2 separate regions of the Mus musculus genome follow, and region 2 is linked to region 1. The links are chromatin loops, found by intact Hi-C in ENCODE. Cell type or tissue: left cerebral cortex. All regions are shown on one strand. Each heading gives the region's core, and the rest is flanking DNA. Links, peaks and the distances in the headings are about the cores only. Region 1 overlaps Mrtfa (myocardin related transcription factor A). Region 2 overlaps Slc25a17 (solute carrier family 25 (mitochondrial carrier, peroxisomal membrane protein), member 17).

Region 1 (11,361 bases), core at 1,159-9,158:
TGTTCCATCTCTTACTATGTATCTTCATGCTTTCAAGTTTTAAGTATCCTCTATAGATGTGAAGCAAGATCATAGTGATTAAATATTACACACTATATATTATGGTAGTATATATTTTTCACTACTGCATCTCTCTTCATCAGTTTAATTTCTTCTTGTGTAACCCTTCTATGCTCACTCTGCTGCTACCATGTACTCAGTGACTGCATGACATTAAGCAGGCCCCAGACACTGTGAGCTCAGCCCAACACTGCCCTGCACCTTAAGAAGTACAAGGCAAAGAAAGTTGGGTTATGAGTGTCAGTGGTAGCACAAGGCCTTTGGTATTTTCCCTTGTTATTAAAAAGAAAAACTTTTAAAATAATGTCTGTAGTATTCATAAAAGTGAGGCTCCAAAAAAGTAAGACTGTATACGGCTCATCTTTGTTGAATTTGGCATTGTTTTAATGAGGCTAAAATTGTGGTTCAGAGTCTTGACAGCCTGCTTCATCCAGAGAAACAAAGGATCGGGAGACAAGAGAGGTGAAGGAGGAATTTAGATTCCTTTGATCTGGATCTTAACTCGAGAGAGCCCAGATAAATCAGTGAGTCAGAGAGAGGGCAGTGAATGTAAGCAGAGCGCCTAGGACAGCTGTCTGTCTGCTACCTGTCTTGTGAGACCATCACCCAGGCCAAAGAAGACAGGGCAAGGTGGAGGGTAGACAGTGGTAGGTCTGCGGCATTATGACCTGACTTCCTAGGGGTGGGAAGTAAGCACCCAGACATCAGGGGTTTTATCTCCTCTGGTCCTCCTTCCCTCCTTTCCTCTTTTGAACTAGTAACCCTCTATCTAGTCCTAGCTGTACTGGAACTCACTATCTCAGGCTAGCCTCAAACTCCCAAAGATCCACCTGCCTCTGTCTCTCCAGTGCTGGTATTAAAGGGCGGTGGCACCAAGCCCTGCCTTTACCTTCTCTCTTAACCCCACCGTCTCTGGGGGTTCATATCTAGCCTCACACACTGGAGATCTCAGCGTCTCTGTAAATATCTTGAAGCAGAAAGAACATTGGGAAGACAGCGAGGACACAAATTCTCCTCCCACCACTGTCACAAATTACATGACCTAACCCCAAATAAACTAACCCCAAAGGCCAATTTCCTCTTTTCAAAAGAAAACGAGGACAAGAAAATACCCAGGGTTTCCTTCAAGCTCTGCAGTTCCTTTAGAAGAAATCAGGGTGTTTCCAAGCCCACAATGTTGAGAGCTCACAGACCTAAAAGCAGGTGACATAGGCTGAAGGTTCTGATGTTTTTGATCTGCTCTCTAGACTTATGAGTGGTGTGTGAGTGTGTGTGTGTGTCCTAAGAGAGTAGCATGTACCAAAACGGGCAGGATTTAATGTGCTACTGTCCCCGTGCCTTGGCTTTTCCCCAGCTTTCATTGAAGTGACTGCCATCCCCTATTCTGCACATTTTGTTTTAAAATGAACAGTGCAGGGAAAACTGCCATGATCAAGGAGTAAGAAGTCAAAGAAATATTTAGGAGTTAAGTACAAAGATATCAAAGGGTAAGGAAGTTAACAAACAAAGGAGAAACTTGTTTAATTAATGAATTTTTTTCAATAGGCAATATTCAAGTGGTGTAAAACATAAAAGGATCCAAAAGGACATGAAGAGCAAGCGTGTCCAGTAAGTGTGCTTACCCAGGCTAGGCTCTGCGTGTCCAATAAGTGTGCTTACCCAGGCTAGGCTCTGCTTCTTAGGCTGAGTAGTAGGATTCATGAGTTTACATATGTGTCAAGTGTATACACCTACTGCATACCTATATATCCTTTTGCATGTATAGCATGGTCTCAGAATAAGCTCAAAAGACCACATCCCATCTGTCAGGCCTGAGCTCTAGCGCACCCCCATTCTGAAAGATAGTCAATGCTGGGGCCCTATCTTATTTATTCCCTTAGGGACAGCTTCAGAAATTTTACAATGTCCATTCGAGTCACTTTCTAATTGTGACAACCCAGACAGACTCCTATGGCAGTGACACAAACTCTAGTCATGGCTTGATTGGAACACTAGGGTCCATATAAAAACCCACATCCTCACAGACAGGGCATACTACAAATTCAGAGAGGCAAAAGAATGTCAACTTTGAAAGCCACAAAGCTTTGGATAACGACCGGCTAAAACAAAGGATGATGGCCACTGGATTCATTTATTTATGGAAGATTACAAAATACTTTTACAAAAATCTTAAGGGCTTTGCGTATTAGTCAGGAGAACTAAGTCAAACAAAGTTCCATCATTCCTCAGAAAATAAATTAGTGTCTCTCATGTGCCACCGCAGGAATCCACATATAGTGATTTGCTCTTCAGACGAGTAAGTGGGGGCCGCCCATAGATGACAGCGGCACGCACACAGCTGCCTGTAACAGCAGCTCCTGCACTCACAGGGACACAGCCACACAGATACATATACCCATAATTAAAGATAAACTTCTTTCAAAGAAGCGAACGACCTAATCTGGAAGCCCCGTGTAAGTGATACCTGGTGTGCACTGAGGCCTCGGGAGTGACAGGAGGGAGGGATCCTACTGAGACAGGTTTCACAGAAAGGCAGCGCCTCTGGCAGTGCCGAGGAGGGAAACCTTCACAGACATCCCAAGATGTCCTGCCAGAGCCCCCAAGCCTAAATACTGAGTGGAAACTGCTGCTGAGCACAGTGTACCACAAACGCACCTTCAGTTCTCTATGAAGGGTTTAGTTGTTCTCTGATGTGAAAGGCATGTCTCTTAGAACGCTGTTAAGGTACAGATTAACACAGTGCTTGGCTTCTAACAAGAGTCACTGTTTACTGGCATCTCAGAGCAGATTCTTTTCATTTTCTGTCAAAATGGTAACTGCATCACTCTTACAATGGGCTTGTGGCTATGGCACTCCAGCATACAACAGTAAAGTCCGTATCTATCGACCCTTGGTCCTACCTGTATCCACAGCCTGTCACTTCACCTACACTTGTCTTACACGCTGCTGTCCTTTGAAAGTTTTATGAAGTAGCTGTGTGACAGATGGGTGACCAGCCCTGCCCAACACGTGCTGTAGGAAAACCTGCTCTGAGACAAGAAATGACAAAGAACAGTCCTTCCTCTCCCTTTAGAGCTAGGAACACTGGAATTATCTCAGAGGAAGAAGAAGCCTTGCACCTGCATTGTGAAATGTTATTGTCTAAGATACCTACAAATAAAAATGATCGAAAAGAAAGGGCTCAAATATTAAAATCTGCCCCTGAAGTAAAATATGCACTTGGCCTCACATGGCAGAAAACCTGACTACAGGTGGGAGAAGAGAGTCAGTTAACTGGGAGCACCTGAGCTGCCTCATCAGAGACAGATGGGAAACACTCAGCTAAGCACACTGTTTGTTTGGAACACAACGCTCCAGAGATCTGTGGGAGCAAAGGGAAAGAGAACCTGAAATGCACAGCACATAAGAACAGAACAATTCATATGATAAATGACTCATTATGGCTGATTGTAAACCAGGAAGAAGAGAATGGCAGTGGATTCTTCTTCCCTGGCCCTTCCTGTCCAGAGGCGCAACCTGTAATGTCTTCAGCTGATGTGGCCATGGGTCTGACAACACTCACTCTAAGCACTCCCCAGGGAGAATGGAGACCACCATGCCAGTGACTGTGTCAGCATCACCAAAGAGTTTCGTTCTCTGCGTGGGGCCAGGGAACGGGGTAGAGGGTACAAATGGCACTTGTGTGTATCTGTCAGAAAACACTACAGATTACAGTTTAGTAGAAGTCTAAAAATAAGAAAGGGAACATTCTCTATTTTTAGATTATCTGACTTACAAATTTTAAAAACACCAAAAGTAAAAGAAACCATTAAAAAAAAAACTATCTGACATTTTTAAATGTTTTAAGAGAAGCTTTGAATTAGAAAACTATTTTTAGAGATAGAATTTCAAAAATCCTGCATTCTTTCTGTTAACTGCTTCCCTATCTGTAAAATTTAACCCCAACCTGTGCTTTATCAAGAGCGTTCCCATAGATGCTTAAAGATGAAATGGAAAGGATTTACAGAGAAGAGAGAGAACAGTGGAGGAGCCCACAAAGGATACTTTCACAGTGACATAAAGAGAGTAGGCTGCAATTAAAGACGTAGCGTGTAAAGCAGCAAAAGCAATGTAATTATCTTTCTCTAAAAGCAGTGCCAAACAGTGATCAAATGGTTAAAGAAAAACGAACAAGTCTCCTTGCTGGGTCCTCCTCAGATCTGTGAGCATCTAACTCTAAGCTGAGTGTGATAACTAGAAACCGCAATTAAAGAAGAAATTAAAAACAGTAAAAACCTGAAAATGAAATAGTACAGGATAATTTATGTTTAAGCTTCCCACCTCAGCCCAGGGCTAACACAAATGTGTTCAACCATCTTAAAGACGCCCGTGGCAAGTGAGCTTTGCAGGAAATAAGGGAATTACCTGACTGCACAGCCATCATTAGCATCTCAGGCTCCAGCAGAGTCATGACGGAGGAGTCTTCACGGAAACAGATCACAGATACAAAAAGTCACAGGGAAAGTCTAAAAGGCCACAGCAAGCTTTACCAATTCAGTCTCATGCCTGTGCGCAGAGGAGAGCGTGAGCCCTCACTGCTCTTCTCCGGGAAGACATCAACTCTCCACCCTTCAGGCAAGTCAAGATGGCCCAGAGTTGAGTGAGTGCAGACAGGAAGCCCAGCGCTCCAGAGAAGACCTGAAGTTCGTGGTTAGAGCAGTGGCTCCTCCCCTCCTGTCCTCTCTAGGGGCAGGGGAGGGGCATAGAAAGACTTCGTAAGACAGATCAAACTGCTTCCCTCTCTTAAAAATGGGAAGACAGGTTTTATTCAAAACTCTACTAGAAGGAACTCTGGGGCTAACGCAGTTTCGGACAACAAAGCAAACACAATCCAAGCTGAGTCTCATGAAAGAAACCCTCGGAGATCAGACACGCATCAACATATAATACAAATAAACACATATTCGGCGTAACTTTGCTGAGGAGTCCAACAGCCTTGCAAACGTGGTATTTATAGGCAACAGCTAAGAAAGCTGATTACTTAACTACAGTTCAACTGTTTCCCCACCCCCTCTCCAACTAAAAAATGTTTCCAAAAGCCGGAGCGGGAATCTGTTTCTCACATCTGCCAGTCATCCTAAAGAGCCCCTCACTGCTCATGGGGGGACATGCTAGCTGTGGATGGACAGAATGCCACAGATAACCTTCCTAAAATGCTCTATGAACATGCTGGAGTATGGCATATATGTGAAAGAGTCCTTTCCTGATAACCCTCGGCCTTTCCCTAAAACAAGGAGCAGCTCTTCGAGATGAGAATAGACGAGGGCATTTTGCTTTCCCGGGAAGAAAAAAAAACCCAAAACCTAATATCCTTTTCAATTACAGGTAGAAATTATTTCATGCCTCAATAAAGGTCATTTATCCCTTTTGCAGTTTGTTTAAATAACTGATACAATAAAATGATATTAATATGCTTCTGGGCAATTTGATGGACTTTTAATAAATATCAGGAAACTAGGAAGCTGTTGGGCCGTTACCTAGAATTCCTGACTCTTTCTGGTGAAGCACACTAGGGCAGTCCTGGCCCAGTGGATGCCTTCATGCCTACAAAATCAAACAAGTAATAAACGCAAGCCCTGGGAGACCTTTTAAAAGAACAGCTTCACAAAGAAGGCAAGGCACAAAAGAAAGGGCAATGCAGATTTGGTGCAGGGAGGTTGGTTCTTTCTCACTCCAAGAACACGGTGTTTAAGAGCCGAGCTCTATATAGAGCTCAGGGAATGACTCAACAGGCAGTGGAGTGGCAGCCAGTGTGGGCGCACGATGCTTTGGAGGCAGCGCATTCTCAAGGCCCCCTTCTGGCAACCGAGCTCCAACTGTCATATGAAAAATGAGAGAATTTCAACTGGGACTGTTTAAGAGTCTGGTCAGAGGTTAGTAACGTGGAAGAGCATCCCTAAAAGGCCGAGTCATCCCTTTGAACCTCTGGAGCTGTACAATATGCCGTGAGGGGTTAGTTTGTTTTGTTTCCTTCATATGAAGCAATTTCTCACTCACAGTTCTGTACTTGGAGGAAATTACAAATTACAAGATTTCTGCATAAAGACTGAGAGAAGGGCACAGACTGTCCCCTCCTGCCAGGCACCCCCTGCCATAAGAAGTGCTGACAATGAATGCTGTGCGCCCTCAGGAGACTTGGACAGTTGGGTGGTGTTGGACAATAATGGGAACCGCAGGTTTTAGCTGATCTCACTTATTTACAGCAAATCCTACTGAGAATGAATTTGGGACAGAAGGAACACAAGAAAGAAAAGCTGTTTTAAAAAACAGAAATCTAAAAACGTGATTTTTTTAAAAATCCCAGAATCCAACTGCTATTTGCCTAGCAGTTGGATTCTTCTTTTATTGTGGTGGCTGCTCTCACTTGTCATTTTGACTACATCTGGAATTAACTTAAAACCCAAATGGCTGGACACACCCAGGAGGGACTGAAGTAGGAAGACCCAGTTTTGATCTGGATCTCTGAGGTGGGAAGATCCACCTCTAATCTGGGCCACACCTTCTGCTGGCAGCCTACATAAAGAACATAGAAAAAGGAATCTGCTCTCTGCCTGCTTGCTCTCACTCATGCTAGCAAGCCCATTCCTTCCCTGGCATTTAGAAGCTACTTCCTCACCAGCTGAGCCTCGAGGACTGGATCAACTACGGGATTCTCCAACCTTCCATTGGTAGACAGCCATTGTTGGACTAGCAGGACCTCAGCCTGTAAGTTATCCTAATAAATCCCCTTCAAATAGATAATAGTTAAATGAATGGTAGAGCCATTCATTCTCTCACTATAAATTCTGTTCCTTTAGAGAACACTAACACAAACATCTTTGCATCTCTCCACAGTAACTGTACAAACAGGCTTTAGGACTAGGCTCCCCAGGTCCAAAGTATTGGATTCAAAGTATTGAAAGCTTTTCTTCCATATTTTTTTCATGTAAATTGGTAATATTTCATAAAAAGAACTGAAAGATACACTGATAAAAGCATACGGAACTGAAGTATACATTCGCTACATTGGGCCATAGCCCCCTGGGGATGAAGGACAACCACACGGGAAATAAAATGAAAGCTTTGCGCCTTTCCAATCATGACACTCTAGCTAACCAAGGCGAATTTAACATGAGCCATTCGCTATTACTGCACTAAAGGGACATGATACTACAAATGCCAGTATAGTTCTTAAATGCTTGGCATGTTTTGGTAATTCCTTAAAACATTTAAAGAATGTTAAATAAGATAACTTTGCATATTACACATGGGTTTCCTTCCTACCCCATCAGATGCCAAAACCCCCAAAGGCCTTTGGTCTTCCAAATCTGGAAGAACCAGCCAGAGAGGTGATACAGACTCAGAACCTAACACCCTGGTAACAAGGCAGAAAGACTGAAAAGTATGTACCTGGGGCTACATAGTGAGATTGTGACTTCAAGGAAGAAAATAAAATAAAAGAGAGAAAAGGGGGGGGAGGAGAAGACCAACCACACAGGCAAGCAGTATTTACACGAGACACCGTGAGAACGTGCCAGTGCTTCCATACTCTTCCTGCCTCCTTCAGCATCCCCCTTAGAGTTCCCAATGACGCCTCTCTCTCTGCCCCTCTAAGGACACCCTTCCTTTCTTTTACACACTCCCAGGGCAGTCTCATCCTTCCCGAATGTTTGAACTTCCAACTAAATTTTAGCCCATGTCTAACTCTGACATCACCTTTAAGTCTGCAACTATTCCTCTCTACTTGGCTATCTTTAATTAAGCACATATGTCCAAAAGCAAGCTTGTAGTATCATCACCCTGTACTGCTCCCTGCAAGGCAGGCCTTTCCCTTTCTCAATTACAGAGATCCCAAACCATAAACTTATGCTCCACCCAGCCCTGAACCACTAATGAGTTACAAAATGCAAAATTAGTTACCAAATGGAATTGATTACATCATAATATATTCCTCAAAGCCATTTTTTATTCTATCCCTTCACTTAGTACTTCATTCCAGGCCTTTCAATGTTGCTCAATGTCTGCAAACAGTTTTAACTTACAGAAAAGTTAAACACATACAAAGACAGGAAAGAAGCGTGTACTAAACCGCTTCCATTCCCACCATTCCGCTTGAACTCCTGCCCATGTGGCCACACTTGTTCTATCTGCCCTTCTGTGCTCCTGCCAGCACAGAGCACCCATCAACAACGTGTCATGCCAAAGGAAATCCAAGGCATCCAATTTTCTATAGAGAGAGAATGCAAAACTATTCAGTATAATGGCATACCAAAATATTTTAACCACTTAATATGATCAACTATCTAACTGGTATTTAAATTTTTACCATACCAAAATATTTTTAATCCCTTTATACAAACAACTATCTAAGTAGCGTTTACATTTTTCCAGTTATCTCATACATTTGTGGAAATGGACTTACTCAAGTTGGAGTTCATAGGTGACAACACATTTCCTCTCACTGATATGTCTCTCACATATCCTTAATCTTGTACTTTCTTCAAGAATGCAGGCTGGCTTTCCACATTTTGGATTTTGCTGTTTTTTTCACAGCACTGATCTATCCCTCCTCGTTTCCAGTTATCGAGAGTTAGATATAGAACCCCAATCTAAGTTGAGTTAAAGCTTGGGGCAGAAATGTGTCATAAACTCTCGTTCCTACCTCAGCTGGGCCACAGTGGCATGACCTACATACACAGCCTGCACAGCAGGGGTGATCTGATGTGACCAGGGAATGAAGGAAGGACAGACACATGCAGGCTGGGCACTCCAGGTCCAGTAGCAGCCCAGCACATTTATGTGGCTGAGCAAGAAGGCAGATGTATTATACACAGCTGAACAAGGTAGTCGACAGGCTAGCTACGCTCAGTAGGAGGTCTCCATAGAGAATAGTCTCAGGTCTCAGTCTCAGACATTTGGGAAGAGAAAGCTCTGGTAGTTTCTACATACACATGCCAATTGTTAAACTGTTCATAAACACTTGTACTTGGACCAGAGGGAGACATGACCATTCCCACAGGTCTGAGGCACTGGGTTCTTGGCATGGCCATGCCCACGCCAACAACACACATTTAACACACTTCATCCTCTCCCCATACAGCAGTAACCATACATTCATTCATTCATTCATTTATTCATTTCTAGGCATTGTCTTAACTCTGTAGTCCAAGCTGGACTCAGATGTGTAGCGATCCTCCTTGGGTCTCCTCAGGGCTGGGTGACAAGCATGAGTCACTTGCAGTGTTTCTCCTGTTGTTTAAATGGAGGCCAGAGGATAACTTGCAGGACTCTGCTGGTCCTGAGATTCATCTCAGGCGGCAGGTGCGTTCACCAGCCCCTGAGGTAAATTCTTAACTGGGCTGTTCCTGTCCACGCTTCCTGTATTGAGACGGTCCTAGTTACCAACTGACTCTTTTGCTGTCATTAATTTTTTTCCCACTTTATCTTATTTGTTTAAATTTGTTAACTTTATTTATTTTTTTTTTAAAGATTTATTTATTTATATGTAAGTACACTGTAGCTGTCTTCAGACACTCCAGAAGAGGGAGTCAGATCTCGTTAGGATGGTTGTGAGCCACCATGTGGTTGCTGGGATTTGAACTCCAGACCTTCGGAAGAGCAGTCGGGTGCTCTTACTCACTGAGCCATCTCACCAGCCCGTTAACTTTATTTTTAAGTGACTATGTGTCTGTGTGAGACTATACTACAGGTGTGCAAATGCCCCTCTGCCAGGAGTTTGATCTGTTATCCTAACATCTTGTGTTTTTCCTTTTAAAAGATTTATCGTTTGTAAATGAATTGGCTCATATAACTTGTTTAATCTCTCCCCCCTCTCTCTTTCTGTCTGTCTGTCTGTCTAAGTTAGACAATGAAATCCTCATTTACCTTGATTATTCTCTAATACGTTAGAACTCAGTTGAAAAGAGTCCTGGAATAATTTTTACAACATTAAAATAGTCAAACACTTTAAGTCAGTACTTCTGTAAAAAGTAGAAACTGTTTTAAATACCCAACTGGAGAGAGAGAAAAAATATTCAACAGAGTATGAAAACCTTAAGCTACAAGGCTAAATGGAATCAGGGCACATAACACACAAGTCAGCGGCGATGATGCAGGAGGCATGCCGAATGCTGACAGCAGGCTTCTCTGAGATGTGGGTGGACCTATGAGAAGCCAGGTTTTTTGTTTCTACTGTTTATTTTTTTGGAGTAGGGGGTTCTATCTGCTATCTGTTCACTAGGAGCCTGGCTTAACATCTGATGAATAAGATGGAATACTGATTATCTTTAAGACTGGGATAAAGTAGTTTTAGAAAAGTCTTTAAGTCACTTTATAAATAGTCATTTAATGAATCTTAAGATTTGGACATTTTCAAGTGAGACTAAATCTAGAAAAGCTTTGAGACTCCTGAGGAACATAGTTTTAAAACTCTCTTTTCTTTACCCAAGAAAATATTATAATTTAGATCTGAAACTGCCCACTCAAGACTTTTACTTCTCTCAACGATTAATTAGTACCTCCTGTGCAGCTCTGTGGTGCAGAAGTGTACTGGCGTCCCTCACAGGAAACATGAAAAATTGGCCCTTTCTCCCCTGGCAGTTAAAAACATGCAAAATGGAATGAGGACTTCTTAAGTCACTCAGAGAGGAGGAAAAGCCACATGGAAGGAGTAAATATAACCTTTTCCCACCCATTCTGTCCTGTCCTTCCCTCACGCAGGGTGGCCCACCCCACCCAGCACCCTAGAAAACAGACCGGACTAACTCTTTCAGGAAAATACTTGAGATCAGCTAGCGAAAGGGAACATTTGCAACGGTATTTAATATAGGAAACATTTAAAGGGAAATGGAGGGCAGAGGCTACAGCCAGCATGCAGGGCCCAGGTTCAAGTCTCAGGTCCACAAAAATAGGGTAAAGTAAACAGAACAAAACATGTGTGAGAAATAAGAAAGTATAATTTCCACATAGGAAATTATAGAACTTCACACAGAAGCTCTGATACACCAGAGAATATAGTCACAGGACAATAATCTAAAAATACAATTCTTCTAGTTTACAGACTTAACATAATTTTAACCAAATCCCTACAGAAATATTGGAATTCATAAGGAAATGCAAAAAAAAAAAAAAAAAAAAAAAGCACAGATGAGAGATTCACTCTTGGAAAAGAACAAGGTAGGAGTTGCTTCCCCCATGTAACACAGTTTATTCCAGTTAGCATAACTCAAACTGTGGGAAATGCAAACTGTCCATCCTCAGTGTATTATAAGGTATTATTATACA
Region 2 (11,361 bases), core at 1,886-9,885, 240 kb after region 1:
CTTCCTGCTCTTAACTGATGTCTTGCTTCCTCTATTCTTCATGCGTGCTCAGCACAGTGGTCAATGGTTTCATGTTAGAACACCAGGGAGAACCTTGCGCTGCTGCTAAGGGCCCTCCAATCGCTTCCTACCTCCTGTCATGTGGAGTGCAACATGGCCTGGCCCTGTTCTCTGCAGTCACATTGGCCTCGGCTCTGTTCTCCAACACTCCTGCCATGTTTCTGCATGTCTTTATCACCTATTTTAAAATGGCCACAGTGACCTAGGCGGTGGAGGTGTACACCTTTAAGGCAGATGGATCTTTCAAGGTCTACAGAGCTAGTCTAGGGCAGCCTAGACAACAATACAAAAAGAAACCCTGTCCAAAAAGGAACAAAGAAAAAGAAAAAAAGCCATGCTGTCTAAAACTGTCCCTTAGCTAGCCTGCCCAGCTCTCTACCCTCCTCCTCTGATGAAATCTGCCCTTAGCCCTTCTCTTCTAAGACACTGCACATTTGATTTATCTTCCCGATTGTCCTTCTTACATCACTGGACTGTAAGCCTCAGGAGGACAAGGACTCTCTCTTCACTTACTACTGCCGTCCTTGCCACCTAGAACTAAGGTCAACAGAAAGAAGCAGTGACAGACATAACACTACAATGGTTTTAGGGGCTGGGCCAGGTACCAGAAGTTTATTACAAGGCATGAAGGATTCCTACAACCCAAGAATGCAAAAACAGTAGCTTGGTTTTAAAAAAAAAAAAGGCCAAGAACTGGAAAGGACACTTTTGTAGAGATAATATACAAACAAGCAATGAGCACACACACACAAAACACTCGACGAAGGAAACACGCACTGATTAAGAGAGAAAGCAATGCCGAGAGAAGAGTGAGAAGCCTACTAACAATCCCTGGACCATAAAGATACAGCTGGCATGGGCACTGCCCCAGGGCCAGACAGAAGACTACGGCTCACTCAGCTACACAGTCACTCCACCTTCCATGCAGCACAGGACTCATTGTTCACTTGGAGCACAGGCACAGAACAAGTCTGCCCCTCCTCATGCATCCAGACACCACTGCCTGTGCAGCAGCACATACAAGGTACACACCAGTAAGTCCTTAAAGGAAAATGGGTGCCACCCTATAGAATCATCAAAGTCGGTTGGAACCTTATGGTCACATACCAGAAGAAGCAGGCCCTAGGACAGATAAGACCAAGGAAAGGTGAAACACCCTCATCTGAGCCTCTTGAAGGAAATGTCTAACACTACAACGTTGACAGTCCACACTGACCTATCACCTGACCATCTGGCATGTGTGCCAAGGGACTAGTATAGGCAGCAGAGATGTTCTAAGCACTTTAGGGACTGCAGCCCAGCTTTGTGCCACTGCTGACACAGCCTACTTCCACTGCCATCTGATAGTCTACCAGACCGTCCACGGGGACCTGCCCCTCACTTCTGCAGCCTCCACAGCCTGTCCACATTGGCAGCAGCTTTCTTCTACTCTGAGGCTCAGTTCCAACCTGTGAAATCTACAGCCTGGCTCCGAGGTAGGGGCATCTCCGGCAGCTCTCCAACAGGCTCATTTGCTAACACAGCACCCCAGAATCTCTTTGCACCCACCATCCTCCTGCCTCCACCTCTTTAACCCTCTGTGTCCCTTAGTGCTCACACACATCATTACAGTTGATTATAATATGAGCTCTAAAAGATAAGATCAGTGGCTAAGATCACAACAAAAGAACTGCCAGCTACCAAGGGAAATTGGGACACCGCAAATTACAGCCAAAGAAACAGATGGAGCTTGTAAATTTATCCTTATTCAAAAATTCTGACATTGTGAAAAGAGATTTATGTGTCCATCATTGCTTCTGACATGGCACACTCACAACAATTACATATGATATTCGATACCATTTGAGGACATACATACAAAAGTACTTGAGACGAGGGCATCTTTTTAGGTGCCCAGCCCTGTGTTCATGGAGCACTATTCACAACAGCAAGTGGTGGATGCCACCCAAGTGTCCGTTAGCAGATGAGTGGATTCACAAATGTAAAGCAGTCACACCGCAGAGTGTTATCTACCTGTGAAACGCTACAATATACTTGAATATCGGGGATACTACTGACTGAAATAAGCCTGCTACAAAAGACAAATACCATACGATTCCACTTACAAGCAGTAGCTAACGTAGTCAAATCCTTAAAAGCAGAAAGTAGGATGGATGATGGTTACCAAGGGCTGGCGAGGGAGAGACAGGGAATTTACTTTGGGTGTATGAGGTTTGTAAAATGAACACCTCTGGTATCAGTTTTAAAATGCAAGCATATTTCATATGACTATCTTAAAATGGCTAGTGACAAATTTTATGTCATGTGTTTTTAAGTTCACATTAAGAAGACATGTCAGTGCTGAGCGGTGGTGGCGCATGCCTTTAATCCCAGCACTTGGGAGGCAGAGGCAGGCGGATTTCTGAGATCGAGGCTAGCCTGGTCTACAAAGTAAGTTCCAGGACAGCCAGGGCTACACAGAGAAACCCTGTCTCAAAAATACCAAAAAAAAAAAAAAAAAAAAAAAAAAAAAAAAAAGAAGACATGTCAGAAAAACTGGTCATATTCTCTGTAGTATTACTGAGTGCTAAAATCATCTCTTAGAGGATATATGAAGCATAGATCAACATTAAAATATAAACATATTTTATACACAGAAAACTTTGTTACCTGCTACAAACCCAACCACGAGATCTTTTCCTGTAGAAGAACGCTGACCTTTGACCCACACTGCTTTGAGGCTATTAAAAGTGTAAAAATAGACAAAATTGGAGCAGCAGAGACTGGAAATAACTGGAAACCATCCTCGGTATGGTGCCAGGCTACGGAAAAAACACAATAAACAAAGTAAAGATCATGAACAAAAGCCATGGGCAATTGCCAGAGAGGCCTGTCAAGGTTTGAATGTAAGCCACTCCCTCCAGGCTTATGTATGTGCATGCTTGATGCCAACACCTCTACCCACAACTGGTTTAGAAGGCTTCGAAGTCTGTAAGAGGTAGATCCTTGCAAGAGGGGACAGTCACTGGGGATGTTCCCCGTCCCACTTCCCGTGGAGGCAATGTGATCAGCTGGCATGCCTGATCTATCATGATGGACTGTGAAGGAAGTCAGAATAAACCATCCCTCCCTTCTCTTGCTTGACATAGAACTGAGAGAAGTAAGTAGTATGAAGCCAGGAAAAGTCTGGCTTCTACTGACAATCTCACGGTATGACAAAGAGCAGGACATCTGCAGCACCTTAAAAGGTTCTCCCCACAGGTGCTTAGAGCTGCAGGAAGTAGCTACAGCATACGACAGAAAGCACACATGGACCACAGGAGGCCAGCAGGAAAGAGGGGGATGTTTCATCATACTGTCTAGCCTGACCCTGAACACCTGCATTAAGCAGTTCTTCCCCAGCCTCCTACAGAGCGGGCACTACAGGTACGCACCATTGTACTACCTCGGCACTCATTATTCTTATTGAGAATACATTGGTTCAGAGGTGAAGAGCACTGACTGCTCTTCTAGAGGTCCTGAGTTCAATTCCCAGCAACCACATGGTGGTTCATAACCATCTAAAATGAGATCTGGTGCTTTCTTCTGGCATGCAGGCAAACTTAAAACAAGAATTAAAATTCACATCTTTAATATCAGCACTCAGGAGGCAAAGGAAGGTGGATTCCTATGAGTTCAAGGTCAACATAGCTTGTCCCAAGCCAGCCAGGGCCTTATAAGGAGACCTTATCTTGAAAAGAAAGTGGAGGGGAGAATATATTATTTTAAACTGTCATAGAGGTTAAATGCTCTGATGCACATAACTGACAAACTCAAAAAAGTCTTATGATATGTGTGTGTGCTAAAGACGGAAACACAGGGAGGGCAAGTGGAAACGTAAAAATGGTCAATAAAAGCGTAAAGCGGGCAGTGATGCACTGTACCAATTTCAGTTTTGAAATTGTTTGCAACTCTGAAATTATCTCAAAATAAAAATTCAAAGAAATTTAAAAAAGAAGAAAAATAATGCAATCTGTCTGGATGCAACTGATAGGAACAAACTCTGTATGTGTGTGTCTTGTGCAATGTGTGCTACTGGCACTGAAACCAGGCCCTAATATGAAATCAGTGAGCTAAATCCTCAACTCTTGAGCAACAACACTATTGCTTTATTAAACATTAAATTTAGCTGGGCAGTGGTGCCTTTAATACCAGCACTTGGATGGTAGAAACGGGTGAAATTTTTCTCAGTTGGTCTATAGAGTGATTTCTAGGACAGCTAGGGATACACAGAGAAACCCTGTCTCAAAAAACCAAAAAAGAAAAAAAATTTTTAGAAGGTGCCATTAAAAATAAATAAATAATTAATTAATTAAATGGTGGAGGATAGAGAGGGCTTAGCAGGTAAGGGCATTTGTTGCTCTTGAAGAGGACCTGGGTTTGGATCCCCGGACCCACATGGTGGTTCACAACCATGGGATCCAACACCCTCTTATTGCTTCCTTGAGCATCCGACACACACATGATACACAGACATACATGTAAGGAAAGTACTAACACAGAGAAATAAATCTAAAAACAAAACAAAAACCAAACAGATATGTAAGGAATTAAGAATGCATTTGGCTCTATATGTCCCGAGCCTCTGAGCAGGGACTTCAAGTCTCACTCAGCATGGAAGTCTTCATATGAGGCGCTCTGATGGAGCTGTGAAACAGGCAGTACTCACAGGCCTTCTTCCTTAATTATCTCCAGGAGCACTGCATGCGTCGTTTTTGACTTTCTTTTCTCATCGACTGTAAGAATGAAGACAAGTATTATCTGCAGCATCAGCGAGCTTCACCAAAGCGCCATCACTTCATCTGCATAAACTCACTTGTTCTTTGAATTCCCTGCTTTGCCTCAGACCCTCCAGTGTGTCTAGCCAATGGCTTTACTTCCCCAGAGAAAATTCCGTGGGTTTCATCTGTTACTCAGAAAGAATTTTAACTTAAATCCTAATTGCCACAGTAATGCTGAAATGCTATTTCTGGAGTTTTACTAAGCTCTTTCTTAAAATATTTACTTTCTTTTTAATTGCATGTTTGTACATGTGTTTGTGTGTCAGTGTGTGCTTGAGTGCAGGTGCCCTTAGAGGCCAGAAGAGGGTATAGGACCCCTGGAACTGGATTACTGGGAACTGAATTTGGGTCCTCTAGAAGAGCAGTGTATGTTTGTAACCACTAAGCCATCTCTCTAGGTCCATACAGTCCATGTCTCTACCCTTCCTTCCCCATTTCCCTTCCATCCTATGCATGTGTGTCTCTGTGACTTTATGTGTGCCACATGCATGCAGGAAATCTTGGAGTCCAGAGAGCATCAGATCCCCTGGACCAGCAGAGACAGACAATTGTGAACCTCATGATGTAGGTGCTAGGAACCAAACCTGGGTCCTCTGGACCCATAATGTTATGAATTCATAAATATTTCTAATGGCTTAGCCAGTTCTCTAGCCTCACATAGTGCTCTTTTTAAAGCCAACATGCATGTTCTCATTTTTATTTCCATACCTTATAAAGGAAACTGACTACTTTCTTCTCTTTTAAAAAAATTTTATTTATTTTATTTTCTATGTATGAATGTTTTGCCCTACATGCACTATATGTATGCCTGGTGCCCAGGGAAGTCAGAGAGGGTGTTGGATAATCTACAGCTGGAATTACAGATGTTTCAGAACCGCCATGTGGGTTCTGGGAATTGAAGCCAGGTCCTCTGTTAGAGCTACAAACGTTCTTAACCTCTGAGCCATCTTTCAGCCTCTACTCTCTTCCTTTATGAAAGAGGCAGGGAAATAAAAGCAAAGCCAGGATTAAAGCCCAGATTTCCAGCGTCTGGCTTTGTGCTGCTTCCTAGCCTTGAATCCCAGGACAACGCCCTCATTTCTTGGGCACTGTCACTGAAAACAATATCCACATTTCAATTAACTTCAAATTTCCTGCCCACGCTATAAAATTAATCTGAAAACATAAAAATGTGGAAATGAACCAGTTTCTCTAGAATTAAAATTGGTACCAGTATATCTTATGAAATGGCAAGTTAGTCAGTCCCCATTAAACGCAATTTGGCATTTACTCAAAATCACACATCTACCCCTTGATGTGGAAGAAATCTCACATCTGGGAATTTATCCCATAAAGTTTACAGAAACAAAATGGCTTATGAACAAATCTATTATTACATGGTATTTGCAAGAACAATAACAAAAAAGTAAAACAACCCAAGACTTCTTTCGCAATAGGGCAAGGGTAGGCAGCTTATGGTGCATGCAGACTTGACAACTGGCAGACTGGATAAAGAAAAACACACTGCAAAGTTTCAGGGGGAGAGGAGCTGGAGAGAGAGCCCAGCAGTTAAGAGATCTGGCTGTTCTCCCAGAGGACCCAGGTTCAATTCCTAGCATCTACATGGTGACTCACAACCCTCTGTAACTCCAGTCTCAGAAAATCTGGTGCCTTTTCTGGTCTCTGTGGGAATGAGGCACACGTGTACTATACAGACATACATTTGGGCAAAACACTCATATATAAATAAAATCTAAAAAAGAGTATTTTTAAATGCAAGGTCTAGGACAGAGCAGACTGCTTTTTATATGAGTAAGACAGAAAACTCAGAATATAAATCACTTGCTTGTTACTGCATAAAGCCTGAAAGGCTATTCAGGAGACCAGGAAAGGCTGACCGACAGCCTCATGCTTCACTCCTATACATCAGTGGGCTCTAGTCTCTGCAACACCCATCACTCTTTTTATTTTGTTCTGCCTCTCTCGCTCTCTCTTTCTTCTTCTTTCTCTGAAACAAGGTCTCAGTACAGCTCCTGTGCTCAAAAGGCCCACAGGCCTCAGACTGTAGCTAGAACTGTAGGTGTGTATACAATGACCACCTACACCTGCTATTCTGAAGGATGTCCAATCGAGAAATCTTGGAGCTGGAGAGATGGCTCAGCACCCGTATCAGGTGGCTCACAATCACCTGTAACTCCAAGGATTCCAAAGTTCCAGGCTTCTGAGGCTACCTGCACTCATGTGCACATACCCCCAAACAGACACACAATACTACACATACATACAATTAAGAGTAATTTTAAAAACTAAGAGACAAAGAGAGTGAAATCTTCCTAGAGATGAAGATACCAAGAAACACCACAGTGTTAACGATGGTGGAGAGGGGTGAAGGTGGATTGGAAGTTTCTCCTTTCTATGTATTTTGCTTTGTGGATCATATAAATATTTGCTTATCTAAAAATTCTAACCACAACCAGTAAGCAAAGTGTTTAACCTTTGAGTTAGTTTTCAAACTCTCTATGCAACTTGTGGCATTGGTTCATAATTTCAAGATGAAAAGAAAATAGAAGGAAGGGGAAAAAAAGAATTATAGCAAAATGCAAAACCCTGCAGTGCCAGAGGCAGGTTAGGGCGACATGTCTAGATGAGCAGGAATGGCTATTTGTCTCCACTGCTTTCTAGTTTCTATCCTCTTTAGAAAACCTTCCTCCTTTAAAAATGTCCAGTGTAGGCCGCAAAATCACCCTGGAGACAGAGTTCAAGTGGAGCACTTGCCTAGCACACGGGAAGCCCGGGTCTGGCTGCCTACTGTAAAAGCCATGGAAGTTTAGAAAGAATGGTAATGGCTTGAGATTATAAATGTAAGAAGCCCTTTGGTCTCTCATCCACTATGAGTCTTCTAAGAAACTGAAGGCTGGTAGCCAAAGGGCAGTCCTTCTCATCAGGCTCTGATGTCTCCAAGGGGGGCACCCTCGTGTGAATGATTGAGGTGGAAAAATCAGGAAAGCTGAAGCTGACTAGGCCAGTTTCCCTGTGTGTCTGTCTCTTGTAGCAGCTCCTCACTTTGTCCCAGTACTGATTCCTTTACCAAGCCTGCCAGTACCCGACCTTGGGGCTGACTCTCTTAGGATATATTTTGGTTTCCACGGTGAGCTCTGCTCAGACTTGTTTGGTGGGCTTTACACTGCAGTGCCCAGACACCAGTGGTATAAGTGCAGTCCCAATTCCACTGCCCACTCACCCATCATGCAGTACATCGTCCTAGTTTGGAAATCGATCACACGGAAGCATAGAGAGTACATTTCTCATCTGCCTTTTCTAATAACTGCTAAAGGAAAAAAAATACCTTTTTTCATGTGTGGGCTTGCTACGTGATAAAGTCAGTGAGATGGATTTCAGAAGGGCAGGTGTCTTGGGGTGCTGCCATGAGTAAAAGCTGTATGTAATCACTTCCTAGTGTGAGGAAATTCACCCTTGGCTTAACCCTTCAGGCCACCCTTTTTCTCTTCTAGGAGCCTGAAGAGCCTTGGTATTGAAGACTGTTTCTTAAGTAACTGCTAGTCAGTTTATAATAGAAACTTCTCCCATACACTTATTCTAACCTTTCCGACTACACATTGGGGAATTCCCTCTGTGGAATTCTCGACAGGTGACCCTCTAATTTACTTCAACTTAAGTTGCCACAATTATCCTTGGAGAACAATATGGGGGTGAACACTCCGTGGCCAAGCACTGGTCTAGTTGCTGTACAAAGCTTGTTCTCCCCCAGTACGGGAAGAGAAGGAGTAGGGATCAGGTATTTAAGTCAGGTGCATAGCCATAACGCAAGAGCTTTAGAGGCGGAGGCAGGGGGATGAGCCATGGTTAGGCTAGATAGTGAGTTTGAAGCCAGTTGGGCTATATATAACCCTGTCACAAAACCAAGCAAGCAAGCAGACAACAGCAGTATGTAGACAGAATATCCTTATCTCGGTGCAGTATGGAGTAGAAGATGTTTCCCAACATCAAAGGATCAATACATGAGATCATTACTCACCCTGAAGCCGAAGTCTAGCAGTATCCAAGGGGAAGAACACTGTCATGGCAGTCACACTTCCCTGCAAAGTTTTAAAAGGGCTTTAGCCATTACAGTAAATAAACATGGGCCACAACTTTAAAAAGATGGGTGTGGTTTTTCTTTATGTCTACACGCACGTCTGTCTGTGCATTATTTGCACGCCTGGTATAATGTGGAGGCTAGAAGAGGATGTCAGATTCCCTGGGACTGGAGTTCAGATGCTTGTGAGCTGGTATGTGGGTCTGGGGACTGAACCCAGGTCATCTACAGTAGCATCTGGCTGTATTTAAAAAAAAAAAAAGATTTATGTATATGAGTGCTCTGTCTACATATTTGTCTGCACACCAGAAGAGGGCATCAGATTCTATTACTATAGATGGTGGTGAGCCACAATGTGGTTGCTGGGAATTGAATTCAGGACCTCTGGAAGACCATCGAGATGGTTTAATCATAGCCCCACCCAGACTACAATTTTTAAACTATCAAAAACTCATAAGTAATGTTTGGCTGTGGTACTTTGCATCTGCTCCCATCAATTGCTAAGAACATGGCCCACAGAATCACAGACTGGAACTCCTGGAAACTTGAGAGATCAGGGGACCTGTAGGGTCTGACCCAGGTCCTCTGCTATACATGTTATGGCTAAATAGCTTGGTGTTCTTGTGGAAATCCTAACAGTGGGAGCAGGGGCTGTCCTTGACTCTCTTGCCTACTTGTAGGACCCGTTCCCCTCTACTGGGTTGCCTTGTCCAGCCTTGATGTAATGGTATATGACTGGTCTTACTGTAGTTTGTTATGCTGTGTTTGGTTGATGTCCCTGAGAGGGCTGAGATGTTCTTCTCGGTCTGAGGGAAAAGAGGAGAGGAGAGGTGGGAAGGAGGGGAACCTGCTGTTGGGATGTAATATAAGAGAAGACTAACATAATACTACAAATAAAAACTGCATACCACATCTAATATAACACGCTTGAATCAAAAGAAAAATATATTATGTAACATTAAAAAAACCACAACTAATTGGTGCTATCAGTTAAATTAAATTCTTACCAAATAAACACAGTACTTCAATCGATTGGGATTATCCACATATAAAATTGCATTATTAGGTATTTAGAAGGAGAGTTTAATTTTCCAAAAGAAATACCTTTTGTTTCTCTGATACTGAAAAAGAAACAAATCTATAGCACATTTGAAGACAGCAGATAAATGGAGTTTTGACTTTTTTTCAGGTCAGTTGCTACTACGATGCCTCTGATACTCCCCAAAATCAAAACAGTCGATAATCAAAAAATATAGTCTAAGTTGGATATGGTAGCACACATCTTTAATTTCAGAATTCAGAGGCAGACTGATCTCTATGAATTTGAGGCCAGCTTGGTCTACATAGCAAGTTCCAGGATAGTCAAGGCTACATGGCAAGACCTTGTCCCAAAAGACCAATATGTGTATGTGTGTGATACATATGTACATATATGTGACTACTTCCTAATAACTTAATATAATCACCAAAAATTGAAAAGGCATGCAAGAATCGTATTATGATTTGAAATGTGTGTGTGTGTGTGTGCGTGTGCACGTGCGTGCATATGTGTGTGTATGCATGGAGAGCCCAGAGGCTAAAGTATAGTTTCTTATTTGTAACTAACTATGAAAATGTCACAGTGTGTTGTAGTTTATTAACCAGCTGACCTTAAAAAAGGAAGATTATTTTGGATGACTAAGTGAAAACGAAGAAATTACTGGACTCCTTAAAAGTATCAGGGGCTGGCAAAATCACTCATTGAGTAAAGGCTCTTGGTGTCAATGTGATGACATCAGTTCAATCCCATGACCCATATAATGGAAGGAGAGAACTGGCTTCTACATGCTGCTCTCTGACCACCACACACGTGCACACATATCTACACATATAAATAAATTAAATGTAAACAAAAAAAATTAAGAGGGGTGTAGGGGTGCAAGTCTCTAGTTCCAGCACTTAGGGATCCAAGGCAAGCAGATCCTGGCTTGAGGCCAGCCTGATCCACACAGAATTCTGAGCTACATATTGAGACTCTATCTAAATCAAACCAAACAAAAGACAATCTTTAAAAGGGAGGAGGAGGAGGAAACAACTCTGGGTTCTATTCCCAACCCTGGAGGAAAGAAGACTCGGGAGCAGGTCAGAGGAGTAAGTAGGAGAAAGCAACTGGGTGTAAGAAGAGACTCCAACTACGAACTCTGGCGATGGAGGAAGAGGCCACTAGTCAGGAAATGTAGCAGCCTCTGGAAAGTGGTCAAAAGAAGGAAATGATCTTTACCTAGAGCAGTGGATCTCAACCTGTTAATACAGTTCCTCATGTTGTGGTGATCCTCAGCCATAAAATTATTTCCGTTGCTACTAGAAGTGTAATTTTGCTACTGTTATGAATTATAATGTAAATATCTGATATGCAGGTGGTTTTAGTTGACCCCTGTGAAAGGGTCG

What was found. Peaks named below come from ENCODE experiments on the same cell type or tissue, not always from the same donor. Only the 100,000 strongest peaks of a DNase experiment are listed, where the experiment ranks them.
Region 2: it touches region 1 in a loop (2.1-fold over the local background); 2 of 42 quality-filtered maps call a loop at or near these places.

Annotation. Positions count from the first base shown.
Region 1 is chr15:81,100,309-81,111,669 of GRCm38, forward strand. All of the region lies in intron 2 of Mrtfa (myocardin related transcription factor A), which reads right to left. Among named protein-coding and RNA genes, the nearest start is that of Mrtfa, 85 kb to the right of the region's middle. In left cerebral cortex, for the core only: a CTCF peak has its summit at 5,892 (motif pointing left); DNase peaks (open chromatin) are centred at 2,485, 3,069, 3,390, 3,558 and 6 more places; H3K4me3 peaks cover 3,713 bases; H3K27ac peaks cover 4,297 bases.
Region 2 is chr15:81,335,227-81,346,587 of GRCm38, forward strand. Slc25a17 (solute carrier family 25 (mitochondrial carrier, peroxisomal membrane protein), member 17) reads right to left here. Exons shown (of 9, transcript NM_011399.3): 2 at 8,875-8,935; 3 at 4,748-4,814; 4 at 2,710-2,861. Among named protein-coding and RNA genes, the nearest start is that of Slc25a17, 20 kb to the right of the region's middle. In left cerebral cortex, for the core only: no CTCF peak of the experiment used is centred there; a DNase peak (open chromatin) is centred at 6,472; H3K27ac peaks cover 298 bases.